4 separate regions of the Homo sapiens genome follow, and regions 2, 3 and 4 are each linked to region 1. The links are chromatin contacts, found by Hi-C or POLR2A ChIA-PET in ENCODE. All regions are on one chromosome and are shown on one strand. Each heading gives the region's core, a stretch centred on a gene start or an enhancer-like site at or near the end of the contact. The rest is flanking DNA. Distances are from core to core; before and after follow the strand shown.

Region 1 (4,283 bases), core at 891-3,390:
ATAAAGGTATTCTAAAACTATATACATATATATATGGAATCTTTATTATAGGCCAAGAAGTGTTCCAAGATCTTTGCATTAGAATTAAATGATCTCAAAGGTTTTTGCAGCTCAAATGTTTAGTATCTAAGTACAGAGGCAGCATGGTATAATTAAAAGATTCCAAATTCTGTAGCCAGAAAGGTTGGACTCCTCCTCAGCTCTGTAAGGTAAGGTCTTTCTCTAAGCAGAGACTGTTAAGCAGAAGGGCTTACAGTCTCAGTCCTTTTATTCACCAGTGTTTTAACTTGAACAAGTTACTTAACTTTCCTAGCCTTAGTTTTCTAATCTGTAAAGTTGATATAAAAATGGTTCTCACTCTCATATAGCTTTTAAGAGGATTAAATTATAACACATATATTTTATTGAATATATATTATATTGCTAGCTGTGTAATCATGGGCTATCTTCTCAAGTTTTTTCTCATATACAAATGGGAAATGTAGTATTAAAAAGAGATCATGTGAACAGGTTCTAAATGGTCAAGTGTTAGTGGTTTTGGAAGCATGTACGTTAATACTTGGAACACCGTATACAACAATCCCATATCTAACACTTAGAACAGCATATGCAATCAATAACAACACACACACACACACACACACACACACACACACACACACACACACACACACACACAAACCCTAGACTTCTTTCTTTACTAAATATTTCTAGTCCAGGTTGCAGCAGGTGGACACAGGCCGGCAGCCATGAACGCAGGTCCACATGGGAGTTGTAGTTCCGAGTCAAGCGGCTGCTCTACAGAACGGCTAGAAGCGAGACTTCGTCTCCCAGGAGACATCTCGCCGTGCAAAATGGCACGCCACGAGGTGGAGTACCTGCCCGACGAGAAACAAGAGGCGGGACTGCAACTCCCAGAAGCCTCCGCGGCCAAGGCCTCAGGCCGCAGGCTGAAGCCAAGGAGGGAGAGTTCAGGTAGATCCGGCTTAACATCAGGTGCGAGTAGGGACCACCCTTGGTAGTCTGGGCCCGGCCCAGGTCAGAACCTTACTAAAACAACCACTGTGAGTATTTTCTATTGGTCCCAGCACATTTCTGAGAGACCAGAATAATAATAGCAGTAAATCTGCAAGTGGTAAACTTTCACAAGCATAACCTCAATTTAGATTTCGGCTTCAGGCAACATCCTTTGGCCACTTGACCTGGGAGCATTGAGCTCCTTGTTTCCCAGATAAGCGCTGTGAGTGGCTGTTCCAAGGTAACACAGCGAGGGCAGAATGTGAGCCTACAGAGAAATCTGCAGATGCATCTCAAGTTCCACTAACCTGCCTCCTTACCCCCCACCACCACCAACTTGGATATACCTTTAAAATTCCCCCCTTTGACGCTAAAAATAAAAACAACAACCATAAAATAAGTGTAAGAAAGTCCGACCAAGTACCGATGAGTTCTCCCACAACAATAAATTCGATGCCTCTTTGCCTGTTTTTGAAGTAGTAATGTAAAATTATCTCCCAAAATGCTGCCTTCTCTATACTCCGGTTTGCTCCTGTCCTGGGCACGTGTTCAGCAACCCCTTAGGGGAATCCAGAGCTGCGTGTTTAACACAGACCTGTTGGGACGGATTTTCGCTACTTGTCTATGAAACTGACGAACCATCCCAAAACGGCGGGTGCCGACTACACCCCCAGAGCCAAGAGCTGTGGCGTCCCCGGACCCGCTGGCGTGGCCCCGTGCCTCAGTTTCCCCAATGTATAAACACGGTGGAGGAGGAACGGGTTAGGGCTAGGGTCGGTGCTTGGGAATTGGGGGGCCCGAGTCCCCACCCTGAGACCCTCGTGGGGCGGAAGAGTACTCGGGACAGAAGCCCACCGCCCCGTGAGCGGCGCCGGCCCCACTGGGCTCCGGGGTGATGACCTGACGCGCGTGGAAACCCAGACCCGCGCCCCAGAAACAGTATTCCACTTGGGCTTGCCTCCCCGCCCCTACCTTCCAGGATGTTGACAGCTGGGAATGAAAGGCAGAGGGAGGGAGCGCGGGGCCGGAGCGCCGCCTGGGAGTGTGCCCACTGGGTGGCCGCCTGAGGGACCCGGGAACAGAGGGCAAAAAGTCCTGTGACCGGACAGAGCAGAGCGGGGACTGCAATTCCCAGAAGACCCCACGGTAGGGGCGGGACCCAAGATGGCCGCTTGTCTGGGGACAGGAGCGGAGGCCAATACGCGCAGAGCATGCGCCTACGCCGGGCCAATTGAAAGCCATAGTGACAGTAACCCTGATTCAGGGGCGGGAAACACTGACCACAGAAGACAAGTTGAGGTGAGAATCCCCTTACAAGGGGGTTTGGGGCATAAATCGCACAATCTTTGGCTTTTTCTAACTAGAAAAAGAAACATGATTCTTTTCACGTGTAACGAAAGGCTGTACCGCACTTTTGCTTTTTTCTTTCCTCCCAAAACGCGTTTAACTATCCCTTCACGACTTCCCACTGGCTGGATTTCTTTTCGTTTCATTTCCCCACTCTGGATCTTTCTGGATTCCTTAAGCCTTCTTTTCTTTATGTGTCTCTCAGAAACACAGACTTGCAGTCCCTGGCTTGATCCATCAAATAATGTGGTCATTTACGACTACGCTCAGCCCTCCCTGGCATCCTAACAAAATTGCACCACATGCGCCCCTTCTCTTTTCCTTTCTGTCTTTTCTGTGCTGTTTTTCTCCTTAGCATTTGTCGTTACGAAGCATTGTATAAAATTTACGTATTTATCTTTTTTACCATCTTACTTTCTCACTAGAATGCAAGATCCCTGCAGATGTGGATTTTTGTTTTGGTCACTGTAGTCTTTCTAGCACCTAGAAAAGTGCCCAGCACATAGTAAATACACCGTATTTTCAATAATTGAACGAAATCTAGAGTGACCTTTCTCCCCTAGTCTCCCTTTCTCTGGTGCAGATCAACCCGTTTCTGACCACCATGGTTCCTTGTGCTTGTTCCCCTGTTTAATCCAAAATCATTATTGATGTATTCTGTGCCAAATGCCATGTGGGTGCTGGAGAAATCATTGATTCAGACCCAATTCCTAACCTCAAAATGCTCTGTCTAGTGACGTATGAAAAGTAAAATTAATTTTACAATAAATGCAATTACAAATTGCAGAACACCTACGTAATTTTCACAAGGTCATGCAGCTCCTAAGCAAGGACTAGATTCCTGGCTGCAGACTCTTGCCATTACATCGGGAAAAACAAAGAGCAGTTTTCTCTCAGACAAACACTAAGATAGGTCCCCATTTTCCTTAGCACCATTTCCTTTCTCTGTCTCTCACTTTTTTATTTGGCCTGATTCATTACATGCAGGCAATTACATCAAGTCTTAGATCTCTCATTATTTCTAATATTTGAATCCCATGGAGAGTAGCAAGGTGTCCTACAAAGTGTCCTGGTGTGAAAATCTGATGTCCTTGGAAGCTTGACTCTCAGAGAATGTCACATTGGATTATAGTTCATCACACAGACACCATGGCCACATAAAATATTATCAAATTGTGAATAACAAAGTGAAATTGAAAAAAAAAATATAGTTAAAACAGCAGGAATGTGAGCAATATATGTACAGACTGATTTTGTGCATAGAGATTAAAACACCTGTTCAGGCTTCCTAGCCTAATCTTCTGTCAATTTGGGGTCATTTCCTGTAATACAATTCTTTGTTGCTTTTATGAGCACAGACTTAGCTCAGCAGTCCCAGCTATTCTCAAGCTGATCGACATGAGAGATTTCAACACATGTGTCAGCAGCCAGACTAAACGTGGAAGAAAATCAGAAGCATTTGAAACTGTAAAGCTCAATAACTTTCCTCCTCCTGAGAAAGCATCAGCCTATAATCATTACATCTTCTACTTAGCAGTCAAAAGGCAAATGTCATGAACATACTCAGGGTCTAAACAGTGGTGTCTAATGATTATTGCACTGTTGTCAGATAGCCTAATATGAGCACATAGGTATTACTTCAGCTGTGGATAATGCTGACTGCTGGGCTCAAGGTCACCCACGACCTTGAGCAACAGATACATTCACAAAGAGCATGAAGACATAGAACTTGCATTGGATTCAGGACCTTCAAGTGCCAAGACAATCAGTGGGAGGTTACTGTCTGATCTGCAACTTGACTGAATTAATAACCACCTTAGTATGGGTTCTCCCAGAAGCAGATCTGGAGACAGGTATTCAAGAGCAAGTATTTTATTTAGGAGGTTATCGCAGGAAACACCAGTAAGAGACTAAGAAAG
Region 2 (4,573 bases), core at 1,620-4,119, 3.1 Mb before region 1:
TCCTATGTTGAAGTTCTAACCCCCAGCACCTTAGAATGCGACTGTATTTGGAGATAGAACCTTTCAAGAGGGAATTAAGGTAAAATGAGGTCATATGGATGGGCTCTAATCCAATATGACTGGCGTTCTTGTAAAAAGGGGAAATTAGGACACAGAAAAGTGGAGCAAAGACCATGTAAAGACACTGGAAGAAGATGGCCGTCTACAAACCAAGGAGAGAGGCCCCCAAAAGACACCAGCCCTGCTGGCACACCTTGTTCTGGGACTCCAGCCTCCAGAACGGTGACGAACTCACTTTCTATTGTTTAAACTTCCCAGTCTTCAGTATGGTACTTTGTTATGGCAGCTCTAGCAAATGAATATAAGGTCTTTAAAAATTTCTTTTTGTTGTTTAAAATTGAGTCACAGTTTTGATGAGTCGATGACAGGCGAGTGCGTACCAGGGAGGATGTTCTTAACAGGAAGGAGAATGTTTGCTGTTCTTAGTCGCCACATTTCCATAATTCAGCATGCAGAGTCAGGTGTGGATAAAAAAAATTTCAGTGAATCTATTCCCTCACATCTTTTGTCCCTGGCTCAAACTACTGTAGGGTGTAAATATACGAATGAATCAACGCCTTTTGCTTTCAAGCAGGAAAAGTGAATTTGGGTGGTGTATTGACAACCCTGGCATCACTCTTTCTCTCCTATTGTTTTGAAGTTGGAAACTTATTTCTGTGAAAATTCAGTCCCTTGAGGAGGTGGGAGGCATCTTCAGGGGAGGGGACCATTGAGTGAGCTGTCCACCCCCACCCAAGGCCACCAAGAGAAACTTCCTATCTTGGAAATATTTTTCCCTGCAAGGCTCTTGGAACAGAATTTTCAACATTCCACAATCCAGAGGAAGTGCCAGATTTCCTTGTTTGTGCTATTGTTTGGTGGGGCATTGCTGACTTCAGAGTTTTCTTCAAGAACATTTTATTTTGACCTTGGTGATCACAATTTTCCCCATGATTGATGGGTTCAGTTGAGGACAGAGTGTCATCCTTAACCTCAGTGATCACCAGCTTCTGCTAATATAGACATGATTTGCTGAACATTCACTATGTGCCAGGCCTAGCACTAGGTGTTTTTAAATTTACACCTGGCAGCAATAAACAATAGGAGGTACAAGAGCCCACTAACTTCTATAGAAACAGGATTGAGAGATTAAGTGACCTGCTCTAGGCCACAGGACTGGGAGGTTCAAATGGTGAAGTCAAGAATCACATCCCAGCCAGGCGCCGTGGCTCACGCCTGTAATCCCAGCACTTTGGGAAGCCGAGGCGGGTGGATCACCTGAGGTCAGGCATTCAAGACCAGCCTGGCCAACATGGTGAAACCCCATTTCTATTAAAAATATAAAAATTAGCCAGGCGTGGTGGCACATGCCTGTAATCCCAGCTACTCGGGAGGCAGGAGAATCACTTGAACCCGGGAGGTGGAGGTTGCAGTGAGCCGAGATTGCACCATTGCACTCCAGCCTGGGGACAAGAGCGAGATTTCATCTCAAGAAAAAAAAAAAAAAAGAATCACATCCCAGTCTGCTTCACTGAAGCAGTTTCCCCTCTTGTTCACTTTTAGGCCACTGATGCCTCCCCACAGCCCAACACTCAATAGATGCTCAATACATTCTTGTTTAATAAGTGAATGATTTCATAATTTTTGGAAAGAATGAATCTTTCTTTTGACCTATTTATTAATAAGCAATGAAATACACCCCTGGTCTTTTCCATGCCCCAGCTCTGATGGACTATGTTCACACTTTATTTGATTCATTTTGCATTTGAGCAGCAGAACTCAAGAGGAGGAAGGGGGATCACAGGAGTCACATTCCGAAACGAGAAAAGAGAAATACAGAAGAAGAACCCTTGGGTGCACTTCCATATTTACCAAGAGCTTTCACAGCCCCTCACAGCCACAAGTGGTCTCTTCCAAAAGTGGAAAGAACTGAGCCTATAGGGATGGCAAATATGTGCCCCCTTCTGTGAAAACAGCACCCCAAGTTCCTTTGGGAGACCACCCATCCCTCCTCCACCTCAAACTGAGTTTGGGGTGGAGCTGGGGTGGACACAGATTTAGTCAATCAGAGTAGCTCAACACCCTGATCACAATGATTGGTTCAGGGATGGACACCTGACCCAGTCAGAGCCAATGAGACTCAGTCCCACACTATTTGTTGCCTTGTGGGAAAGAAAATTTATTTTGGTCTGGAGGCTGCTGGTGGCTGTCCTGCCATCCCAGGGATGGAACCAACCTGAGAATGGAGCCACACAGAGGAAAGGGCAACCAGGAGATAGAAAGGAAGAGACAAATCAAGCTCTGATTACCTTGTCTGAGCCCTGGATCCAGCTATGCCTGAAGTACTCCTGGACATTTCAGTTACACAAACCAATCAATTGCTCCTTTTTTTCATGAGCCATGTTAAGATTCTGTCCCTTGCAACTGAAACAATCCTGACTGCTCTATGCCTTACACTTCTCAATTGCAAAGTGGGAATGAGAAAGGTACTGTAGCTACCTCAAGGGATTATTGGGAGGATTAAATAAACTTGTCCATGTCAAGTCTCAGCACAGTGCCTGGCACTAGCTATTCACTCAGTAAATGTTGGCATCTGTTATTAATGGGAAAGTGTGGCAATTCCCAAGGCCCACATGCAGGGTACCCAGGCAGATTTAGCAAAAGGGATACTTAGGGCTGAAGAAAGGCCTTAAAGAATGCTGTAAGTGGTGGTAGCCTGCACATGCCCTTCCTCCTCCCCCTCCCTGGAGAGGTACTCATCCCACTCAGGGACCAGAGCCTGCCCCTGCTAGATGGGAATTCGTCTGACACAGCAGTCCTCACCTCCGCCTTCCAGCGGTGTTTCACGTCCGTGTAGACCTCAACCAACTCATCGATCTCCTTAACGGATGTCTCTGGGGTGGTGTGCAGGGGGATAATCACGAAGTCTTTGACAGCTGAGAAACAGGAAAGAGGCGGGGGTCACACACTTCCCCTGTCAAGGTCTCATAAACACTGCTGGAGGGAAACCAGCTGTCCCCTCCAGAAGGCACAGGCTGCATTATCTGGGTCCCCAGTTCCCAGAGGGTCCAGCCAGTGGCCGAGATTTTAATGATCTTGGGGTCATTAGGCTGCCTATTTTTAGTACACGAAAGACTCATTTCTCCCAGTTGCCCTTCATGGCTAAGAGAAAGCTGGTAGACTGTTGTAGAAAGTAAAAAAGTTTCCTCTTCAAAGTTTCCCTTCTTATTAAAGAATAAATCATAAGTGTTAGAAATAATAGTTTCCTTTAAAGACTAACTTCCTTCAAGTCTCCTTGCTTTGTGCTAATAACTCTTTGTTAAGCTCTATCCTATGTAGCTGTTAGACATGCTCACAGGCACATAGTACATTCTATGTCCTTGTACCTTAACCAAGATATTTGTGCTGGACATTCCAGCTCGCAGGCACATTCCAGCTCACAGCCTTTGCCCCTTCCCTATTTGGCATAAGCAACTTCCTCTTTTCCTTTGTTCTCCCTTGCCTTTACCTATTTAAGAAAGGTTTAAATTATTAGCCAGTCGGGTTAGCTTAGATTGTGTGGTCTGGCTCCAGCCAATAGAGAGACAGGACACAGTAGCAGGGACAAGCTGAGTAAAGGATAAAAATTGCTTCCCTCCTTTATTCAGGTGTGCTCTCGCCATTGTTCCATCTGCAAGGAGCACCCTTTCTGCAGAAAGTAAAATTGGCTTGCTGAGAAAACTTTTTATCTGAATGTTGATTTTTCCTTGCAGTACCAGGGAACAAGCATTCTGTTTCTAAATAAACATTTTACTTATAACAACTGTGTTCCATGCTGGCATTGTGAGTGCTTTTATTTTCCCCTTTTTGTGTGTGTGGCAAATCTGTATTTTCTTTTGTTTCTGATGTATTTTATCCCTCTTCTTTCTTTTTTTAATTGACAGGAAAAATTGCATATATTTATGGTTGTATTTTCTTCTTTTTTTTAAAGGTTTCCTTTTTTTTTTTTTGAGACGGAGTTTCGTTCTTGTTGCCCAGGCTGGAGTGCAATGGCACAATTTCGGCTCACTGCAACCTCTGCCTCCCAGGTTCAAGTGATTCTCCTGCCTCAGCCTCCCAAGTAACTGGGATTACAGGCATGCACCATCATGCCTGGCTAGCTTTGTTTTTTTTTTTTTTTTTTTTTTTTTGGTAGAGACAGGATTTCTCCATGTTGGTCAGGCTGCTCTCAAACTCCCAACCTCAGGTGATCCACCCATCTCAGCCTCCCAAAGTGCTGGGATTACAGGTGTGAGCCACCACACCCAGCTGGGAGTTACAAAAAGAGTATAAACTGACCCATCTCAGCCTCCCAAAGTGCTGGGATTACAGGCATGAGCCACCGAGCCCAGTCGCACATTTTCTAGTTAAAAAAAAATTGGCCAGGCGTGTTGGCTTACTTCTGTAATCCCACCACTTTGGGAGGCTGAGGCTGATGGATCACCTGAGGTCGGGAGTTCCAGATCAGCCTGACCATCATGGAGAAAACCTGTCTCTACTAAAAATACAAAATTAG
Region 3 (4,422 bases), core at 1,129-3,628, 5.0 Mb after region 1:
CAATAGACTATTGCTGGAATGACAACTGAGTAATTTATGAGAACAGGTCATGAGAGACTTTGTAGTTTCTGTCTTGTTCTCTTTCAGACCACTTACTCTAGGAACAACCAGCTACTATATCATGAAGACACTCAAGCAGTACTATGGAGAGATGTATGCCATGAGGGATTAAGGCTACCTGCCAATAGCTAGCACTAATCTGCCAGTTATGGGAGTGAGCCATCTTGGAATTGGATCCTGCGGTCATGATCAAGTTTTATGATATGGCCCTGGCCACCATCTTGACTGTAGTGTCATGAAAATTTCTGAGTCTTAAACACCCAGCTAAATGACTCCTTGATTCTTGACGTATGAAAACTGTGTGAGGTAATAGAAGTTTATCGTTGCTTTAGTCTGTTAAATTTTGGGGGTAATTTGTTACGCAGAAATAGACAAATAATACAGATTTTGGTACTTGGAGGTGGGCGCTACTGTAATTCCTAAACTGTGGGAGTGCCATTGGCACCAGGCAGTAGGTGAAAGGTGGGAAGACTGTGAGGGAAATGTCAGTGAAAGCTTATTAATAGAAACTTGATGGCCTTTGAGGAGGCTGCCGGTGAGGGTTTATAGGAATGTGAAGTAGGCAGGATTCTAAGGTGGCCCTCAAGATTCCTGGCCCCTAATGTGTTTTGCATAATCACCCCACTGATTGTGAGCAGGACCTGTGAGTATGACAGAACATTACCACCATGATTATGTTGTCACGTATGGCAAAAGGAATTTTTCAGATATAATTAAGGTCTCTAATCAGTTGACTTTGAGTTAATAAAAATGGAGATTATCCTGGGTAGGCCTGACCAAAGCACATGAGACTTTGAAAGACATTAATAGCAGCAACAGAGATTCTTCTGCTGGCATTGACAAAGTGAACTAGCATGTTTTGAGAGGGCCTACAGGCAGCTTAGGGAAAGGTATTCTGGGTAGAGAGAACAACATGGGCAAAATTAGGAGGCTTGGAAGTGTATAGTCTGTCTGTGTGTAGTCCGGCTAGTGGGAAGAGTGACAGGAGACACCAGCTGAGAGGTGTATACCATGCTAGGGAGCTGGACTGTCTCCATTGGCAGCAGAGGGGAGTTGTAAGCAGGGAAATAACATTACCATCACCTTTAGAGAGTACTTTCTATGAGCCAGGAACTAGGCTAAGAACTTGAGTGCATTATCTCATTTAATCTATTAATATAATAGTACCGCATGACAAAGTGACTATCATTATCGCCACTTTACAGGGGAGAAAACTTAATCTTGGAAAACTTATCCCCAAACCCAGCAGGTGATAGAATTTGAATTCCATCTAACACCTAAAGCTATTCTGCGTATCATTTCTAGATCATTTTACCTAGAAGAGAATAAGAATAATTATAAGAATAATTCTAGCAGTGTTATAGAATAGGGATTGAAGAAAGGCCAGGCAAGGAGCCTGCTCAGGTTATTATAACGGTTTTGAGGAAAGATGATGAGGGCATTAAGTATATTTTCAGTGCTTGCTCTGCTGTGTTCTCTGTAGCCACATTGAGTCGGTTACTTGTTGGAGCATCAGGAGCCTCTGTAAAATGAGGACACTAGTGTTGCTGACATCATAGGGTTGGTGAAAGGATTAAATGAAAAAATGTCTGTCAATCACTTAGCACCACGTCTGAGATGTAGTTGGCCCTTAATATATACAGAAGTTTACAAGGTATTTGTTTGTTTAATAAAGACAGGTCCACTCCAAGAAATGTTATTAAGTACTTAATAACGTGTGCTTTGAGGTGTACACATGAGTACAACAGCGAACAACATGAGCAGGTAAATAACTGAACAAACAAATAATTTTAAATGCAGTAACTCTGTAAAGAGAAATGGAGGATGCTAATTTTTAACTCCGGTCAGGAAACTTCTGATGTATTTTTCTATATCTTTATTTAATAATCTTCTGATAATGAGTTAATTTAATATAAACTCAGATAAAATTTTTTGACAAAACTAAGAGATAAACCAAAATGAAATATCCGATTAGGATCCCGAATCGCGCCTCCCGAGGTTAGTACTACCCCTCACGACTCCTCCCTCCGCCACAGCCACGCCTCTTCTGGGTTTACAGTTCAGAATCACGCCGGCCTCATTCTACCGCTGCTCTCTCCTGGATCTCGGCCACGGATCTTTTGCTCGCGAAAGTTCCTCCGTCTAGCTGCACACAACGCTGCTGCAGGAAACCGAGGTAAGGGATTTGCCGAGACTTAGCTCCACCACACTCCCCGAGGCCCCGCCCCTCCTCTCTGGCCCTCCCCTAGGCCCAGGTGTCTCGCGTTGCACGTGCAGTTGTTGTGGTTCTACGTCACGTGGTCCCGGAAGTTCAAGACAGACCCGCCTCAAACATGGCGGCGCCCAGCGCGCGAGGACGTGATCCGCTTCTGCTCCGGCTTGGATTGTAGCCTTGACGAGGTCTGAGCGACCATGGACCGGCCGGGGTTCGTGGCAGCGCTGGTGGTGAGTGCGGGGCGGTGGGGTGGGTTGCTCAGAGTGCCGGCGTCCGGCATTGGAGCCCGCGGGCGTTCTCTGCACTGGTTTTCTTCCGGTTTTGCGGGCTGGACTGTCCTCGGGTTACTGGCAGCCAGGTCTGAGAGGGAGCACGAGGCTCCCAGGCCACCGGCGGGCCAGGTGTTAAGGCTATGTCTGTACTGCCAGGTCATAAGAGCCAGGTGGGGGAAGGAAGGTGAGTCATTGTCTTTTGCACCCTCATTTACTTAAAAAAGAGCTTCTATTATACACTGTTAACTACTCTTTCATTAAATAGTGTAACTACTCTAGAGATCTTGGGAATTAAAGAAATGTATGTAACACAACAACAAAAACCTTACTCACATCGCTCCCAGCCCTTCTATTCAATACTACGTTTCTCATTTTGCTGCATCTCTTTTCAGTCTTAGAAAATGACATGTCCTTCTGTTCATTCAATACATAATCTGCTATTTCTGCTCCAAGCCTAGGCTTTGGAGAAATATTGGTGAGCACACATAGCTCATCGGGAACGCTGCGGAGTCAATAAACAGGCTTAGTATTTAATTCCGTAGCAGAAAACTACGAGAATCAACATGAATTAACAGAAAAAAAAGTCCTTTACCAAATATTTTGGAGCGTCTGGTAGAGGATACTAGATACAGCAGTTAACAAAACAGAGTTTGGCTGCCTACGTTTTCATTGTGTGGAATGGGCAGAGACAGACAAATAATTTTTAAAATGATTTTCATAGGGAAAATGGAGGCCCACAGTGATTTAGTCACTTAATTATCGAATTTTGGTGTTGCAGGTGTTGAGGATAACATGGTGAACAAGATAGACCTGCTCCTAAGGGTCAGGTGTTAGAGACAAAATAGTAAAATGACTGTTGGGATAAATAACAGGTGGGCTAGGTTCAGGGTGTTAGGGGAATATATGGAAGTAGGGATGTCTTAGCCAGACTTGTAGGATGATAGCTTTAAATCTAGATTTGTTGAAACTTGTATAAGGTAGGTCTTAGAAATATAAAGAAATAATGTTACTGATTTTTTTTTTTTTTTTTGAGAAGGAGTCTCACTCTTCGCCCAGGCTGGAGTGTGGTGGCGCCATCTCGGCTCACTGCAGGCTCCACCTCTCGGGTTCACGCCATTCTCCTGCCTCAGCCTCCCGAGTAGCTGGGACTGCAGGTGCCCGCCACTACGCCCAGCTAATTTTTTGGGTTTTTAGTGGAGACGGGGTTTCACCGTGTTAGCCAGGATGGTCTCGATCTCCTGACCTCGTGATCCCGCCCGCCTCGGCCTCCCAAAGTGCTGGGACTACAGGCGTGAGCCACGGCGCCTGGCCAATGTTACCGCTTTTAAGGAGCTTTCCTGTCTAGCTGGTGACACAGCAGCAGTAGTTTGTCAGCTAACATTCCTGTGCCAGGAACTGGGGTAAGCTCTTTACATACATTATCCCATTTAATTCTCACAATAATTGAACTCTTATCCTAATTTTCCAAATGAGGGAAGTGGGATACCAAGAGATTAGATAACTAGTTCAAAATCACACAAGTGAGATCCATTTCGTCTGTGTAAGTATTGGAGCTCATATTCCAACCCAGGTGATGTCACCTGGGAGTCGTGCCCTTATCTGCTTCTTGATACTCTCCGAAGTCAGCAAAGGTTGCAATTGCTAAAACACAGGTGAGTGCTGCAGTTAACAAAAGAATGGATTTAGTATATACTTAATTAAAGTATGATACACATGCAGTAAAGTATACTTTTTTCCCAATGTATTTATAGAGGGTAAAATTAGAATCAATAGGTGGAAGTTTCAAGAAACTAGATTTCATTCCAGGTAAAGGAAAAACATTTTATTTATGCATTCAGCACACAATTTTTCTTCCATCTATTCTGCCCACTGGGT
Region 4 (4,534 bases), core at 155-2,654, 4.0 Mb before region 1:
GTGCATGGTGTTCTTGTTGGCAGAGTAGAAATGAGATATCAAGGAAAAAGAAACTGTAACACAACTGGGAACCCTTAACTCATTGTAAGAACTGCCTCCAAATCAACTTCCTCAAAAACTAAAGAACTCTTCGGGAGAGAGAGACTGGCTGATAAACAATCTAAGGGGAAAACTTTTAAAGATTGTAACACTAAAAATAATTCCGTAAAACTACAATGCAAGTCTACTCAACAAAACTTTAAAAATATAATTTTATTTTTCTTTCAAGAGATCATGGGAAAATCTACTATTTTCGTTTAAAATATATAACTTCTATTTGTTACTATATTTGGATTTGAGCTACTACTATTCTGGATTTGTTCCCATGTATCTGTGGAACCAGGCAGCTAATTAATCTTTACTCAGCATCTCTGGTATTTCTTGAATGAAAATGGAATGGATTGGTGGAATTAATGGCTAGATGTTTAGAAGACACTACTTACTTTGTTATTTTCTCTGTATAATGATGAAAGCCTACAACTATACAGAGACATAAACGAGCCAGGGTGACAGGTTGGGAAAGATGAAGAGGGAGGAGGAAAGGATAGGCTTGTAGCCCTCATCCGGTCAAATTCCCAACTTTGAGCTTCACTTTATTGTAAAATTAGAGGCTAAAACTATTTAACGCTTCCAAAACTTTTTGATTCAACAAATGCCAATTAGTTACTAACATAATTAATCAGTGTATCCTGATTTTTAAAAGATATTTTCCTTTGTGATTTAAAAGAAACATGGGAGTTGGAGTTGCAGCGTCAGTCCTGAAGGACTGACCTCGGGAGGCCAGGTAGGAACTGATAAACTGGCAACAAAATCACATGTTTTCAACTGAATATACTGATATTCAAGCGTCCAGAAAAACAATTTCGAGCCTACGTTCACAAGTTTGCCAGAAAGCCCTATTATTGACACAGCTGCGGATCTCAGACATCTGAGTTAGTCAGCACCATTCTGCTGGAGGGGATTAAGACTGGACGCTTCGAGCGGAGTTGGGAATGTTATCATCTGAGGAAACTAAAAGGCGCCAGCAGTAGGACTTTCTCCAAGGTCTCTGACAAAATATGTTGCGGGAAAAGTCAACCCGCCCCAAATTCCCCCGTGTGGCCCTAACTCGAGGCTCTGGCTCCTCGCGCCGGCAAGCTGAGGAAGAGACGGTCCCCTGCGATTTAGATACAAACGCGCGCGTGCAGGGAAGGCCATCCCAGGGCAGACACTGCCACCTCCGCCGCTTCCGACGCCCGCGCTCGCGGGAGAGCCTAGCGCCGCACGGGAACCTCCCGACCACCGCCGCAGCGCGGATGGGCGTCCCCGGGAGCCAATGGACGCGCCGGGAGGCGGGGCAGGGAGGCCGAGGGGGCGGGATTTCCCGCACGGCCGCTCGGCGCCTGGAGAAGGCTGTGCGGGCGGGGACGGCTGCAGCCCTTGCCGGAGAGGGCGGGCCGGGGTCAGCTGCGGCGGGCGGGCCGGCGCGGGGAGCTGTGGGCGGCAGCTGCGTCTCCTGCCACCGCCCTCCCTCCGCCACGATGCCGGGGATCGACAAGCTGCCCATCGAGGAGACGCTGGAGGACAGCCCGCAGGTGAGGCGCGGGAGCTGGTGGGCGACGAGGGAGAGCCCAGCTGGCCGACCCCAGGTCTGGCGCCTCCGCGGCTCCCGCAGGTGCCCGCCCCGGCCCAGGTGGGGGCCGCCGCCGCCCTAGGTCACCGCCCGTCGCAGGCCGCGCCCGGAGTTGTGGAGGCTGGGCCCGCCGCCCAAGGCCCGCGTGGGCCTGCTCGGCTGGGCCGAGGGCCGCAGGCGGAGACCGAGCCGCTGGTGCTCGTGGGCCGGGCGGTCACGTACGCGCGCGGGTCCTTTTTATTTGACGAAAGGCGCCGTTTTTATCGCGGTGATGTGAGGTGCCAAATCTCGATCCTGGAATTTTCTCCCTGAGAACCTCTTCAGAAAAATTGCAGAAGGGAGAGAAACCCCGATAGTCTTATTTAATGATTTCCGAGGCTCAGCAAGCTAAGGAAGGAAATGGATCGTTTTTCTTTGGGAGAGGCTGTAAGGTTGTGTGTGGAGCCCTAATGGCAAAGCCCGTGACGGGTCCCGGAGCCCAAGACCGCTCTCCCCGCCGAATGTGCCCGTGTCGCGGCCGTGACTGTGGTCGCTGTCACTCGAGCTGTGCACGGCGAGGGATGGACGGTGCCTTCGCCGCTCCGCGACTGCTGCGCTGCTCCCTGCAGACTTGGCCTTAATAAACTCATCAAAATAAAAGCCCTGTGTTCTGTGCGTCGGAATGATGCTGATGTGGTTGCTCTAGCTTAAGACAGTTTTGGAAAATGTAACCATTTAATATGTTTTCAGTACTGCAGAATGAAAGCAGCTATATTTTTTAAAATGTTGGCAGGGGCTGTAACTTGCATAGGGAAAACTTCATCTCTAAGCCGTTTTACACGATAATTTAAACGGTTTAAGACGGTGTTGCTGGTTGGACACTATTTAGAATGAAACATTTCTGAATTGTTGCTGATTTAGAAATGCAGTTGCACCATTTCGTGTGTCTTTACAGTTGAACATGGCCCCCAAAGAAGAAAAGCAGAAGAGGTCTAGATCTCCTTTTCCTGGATGGCACTTCTGCCATGGATTTTGTGCCAATGTTAATTGCCAAGTTGAAATGGGGCTCTGATTGTAGAATTGATTTGTTCTTTTTTATTCTGAAAGTTATCTTCACAGGCCAGTTGCCTGCTGCTAATGTACTCTTAACAGCTGATAGTGACAAAAAGAGAAACTCACATTTGGTTTATCTTGACTGCCAGTATACTCGGTTCAATTTTTTTCTTGATGATTTCTCCATATAAAGTTATAAACTGTATTTGTTTCAGATGATTTGCAAAAAGTTTGTGGAATTGGTCAGGTGTACTTTGTCATTTTACTTTTTATTATGTAAGATTCAACAGGTTGCCTTACCTTTCTTCTCTTACTTGGCTTTTTTTTTTAATAGCCCATAAAGACTATAAACGGCTCAGAATGGATTGCACACTGCCCTGGAAATGACTTGTGAGGCAGAGATAAACTCTTGACTCATCTAATGTCTTGAGGTTTTTGCCAGATTAGTTTACAACTTAAGAATTGTGGTTTTTTTTTTTCTTTACAAGCATGCATCATACTAGTGTCCGTTTTACAATATATTTGTTTGTTTTTTGAGATGGGGATCTTGCTATGTTTCCCAGTCTGGAGAGCAATGGCTGTTCACAGACACTATCGTAGTGCACTGTGTCCTGGAACACCTATGCTGAAGTGATCCTCCTGCCTCAGCCTCCCTAGCAGCTGGGAATACAGGCGTGTGCCACTGTGCCAGCTTTTTTTTTTTTTTTTTTTTTTTTTTTTCCTGAGACGGGGTTTTGCTCTTGTTGCCCAGGCTGGAGTGCAATGTTGCAATCTTGGCTCACTGCAACCTCTGCCTCCCGGGTTCAAGTGATTCTCATGCCTCAGCCTCCTGAGTAGCTGGGATTACAGACGTGTGCCACCACGCCCACCTAGTTTTTGTACTTTTTGTAGAGACGGGGTTTTGCCATGTTGGCCAGGCTGGTCTCGAACTCCTGACCTCAGGTGATCTGCCCGCCTTGGCCTCTCAAAGTGCTGGGATTACAGGTGTGAGCCACTGCGCCTGGCCTGTGCCAGCTAATTTTTAATGAAGTAGACACATTGATATCCCTTCAATGTTGAAAGGCAATAAATTTGAACTAGGTAAAATTTACTTGGGAAAATTAATTGGTACAACTGGGATTTAGGAAGTGTACATACTTGGAGGTGATTCTTAGGTCGAACCTGTGGCAGAATGCAAAGCCTTGGATCTAGGGTTGACGAGGTTTTTAGTCATCACTGCCACTTTACTACCTTCTGCTTTAGGGCAAATCATTCAACTTCTCTGAACCTCAGCTGTTGTGTCTTAATGACATGTTTTTATTTTTGACCCTGATTAAAAAGAAATAATAGTTGCTTCCTTCAGAAAAATTGGAAGGTCCAGAAAAGAATAACACACAATTACCTGTTGGTTACCCAGCAAAACCTTATTAACAGTTTGCTTTCTTTATTCTACTGTTTTTTTTTTCTTCTACATGTTTTAATGGAATTGAGATTATATTGTGCATAATGATCTTTATCCTGCTTTTAACTTAACATTATCACTTAAGTATCTTCACATGTTTTTACATTCCAAATAAAAACATTTGAAGACCACACATTTCCTTAACTGATTTCACAACCCTTTGCTGGACTTTTAGAGTTTTCCCAAAGTTTTGCTTTTATAAATAGGGCTGAGATTAATGCTTTGGAGCATAAATTTTCTTCTCAGTTTGAACTATTTTATCTAGAATAGAGTCCAAGAAGCAGAGCAGCAAAGAATATGAAGACTTTTAAAGCTCATGGTAAGTTTTTTGTTTTTTTTTTGAGACAGAGTCTCACTGTCACGTAGGTTGGATTGCAGTGGCACAGCCATAGCTCTGAAACCTCAAACTC

Evidence for each region. A loop is a pair of places that touch in the nucleus more often than their neighbours do. ChIA-PET counts read pairs that join two places held with the same protein, here RNA polymerase II (POLR2A). Pooled maps may share reads with other maps.
Region 2: a loop to region 1 is called in a pooled map, with 6 times the contacts of the local background. The contact joins the enhancer-like site here to the promoter of FHIT in region 1. A Hi-C loop is called at or near these places in 2 of 50 pooled maps. POLR2A ChIA-PET finds 5 or more read pairs at or near these places in 2 of 52 experiments (GM12878 and naive thymus-derived CD4-positive, alpha-beta T cell).
Region 3: a loop to region 1 is called in a map of CD4-positive, alpha-beta T cell, with 11 times the contacts of the local background. The contact joins the promoter of SLC25A26 here to the promoter of FHIT in region 1. A Hi-C loop is called at or near these places in 1 of 168 maps with a recorded cell type or tissue (CD4-positive, alpha-beta T cell), 1 of 37 single-sample maps with no recorded cell type and 6 of 50 pooled maps.
Region 4: a map of CD4-positive, alpha-beta T cell shows a loop between it and region 1 (9-fold over the local background). The contact joins the promoter of APPL1 here to the promoter of FHIT in region 1. A Hi-C loop is called at or near these places in 1 of 168 maps with a recorded cell type or tissue (CD4-positive, alpha-beta T cell), 1 of 37 single-sample maps with no recorded cell type and 6 of 50 pooled maps.

The regions. Positions count from the first base shown.
Region 1 is chr3:61,249,312-61,253,594 of GRCh38, forward strand. It overlaps FHIT (fragile histidine triad diadenosine triphosphatase), which reads right to left and starts at 2,141. Exons shown (of 10, transcript NM_002012.4): 1 at 1,990-2,141. LOC124909387 (a long non-coding RNA gene) reads left to right here and starts at 2,281. Exons shown (of 2, transcript XR_007095939.1): 1 at 2,281-2,316. RefSeq lists enhancers at 730-1,009, 1,290-1,419, 1,560-1,689, 1,820-1,879, 1,944-2,238.
Region 2 is chr3:58,198,135-58,202,707 of GRCh38, forward strand. DNASE1L3 (deoxyribonuclease 1L3) reads right to left here. Exons shown (of 8, transcript NM_004944.4): 5 at 2,863-2,975. Among named protein-coding and RNA genes, the nearest start is that of DNASE1L3, 11 kb to the right of the region's middle. Within about 2 kb of position 2,870, at least 3 of the 41 ENCODE cell types and tissues checked have a DNase peak (open chromatin) inside an H3K27ac peak, as active enhancers do; they include GM12878, where a contact is called at or near this core.
Region 3 is chr3:66,218,623-66,223,044 of GRCh38, forward strand. It overlaps SLC25A26 (solute carrier family 25 member 26), which reads left to right and starts at 2,379. Exons shown (of 10, transcript NM_001379210.1): 1 at 2,379-2,505. The coding sequence starts at 2,473. RefSeq lists enhancers at 1,992-2,151, 2,322-2,381, 2,503-3,002.
Region 4 is chr3:57,226,325-57,230,858 of GRCh38, forward strand. APPL1 (adaptor protein, phosphotyrosine interacting with PH domain and leucine zipper 1) reads left to right here and starts at 1,405. Exons shown (of 22, transcript NM_012096.3): 1 at 1,405-1,613. The coding sequence starts at 1,560. It also overlaps a transcript of HESX1 not described here. RefSeq lists a silencer at 1,203-1,862.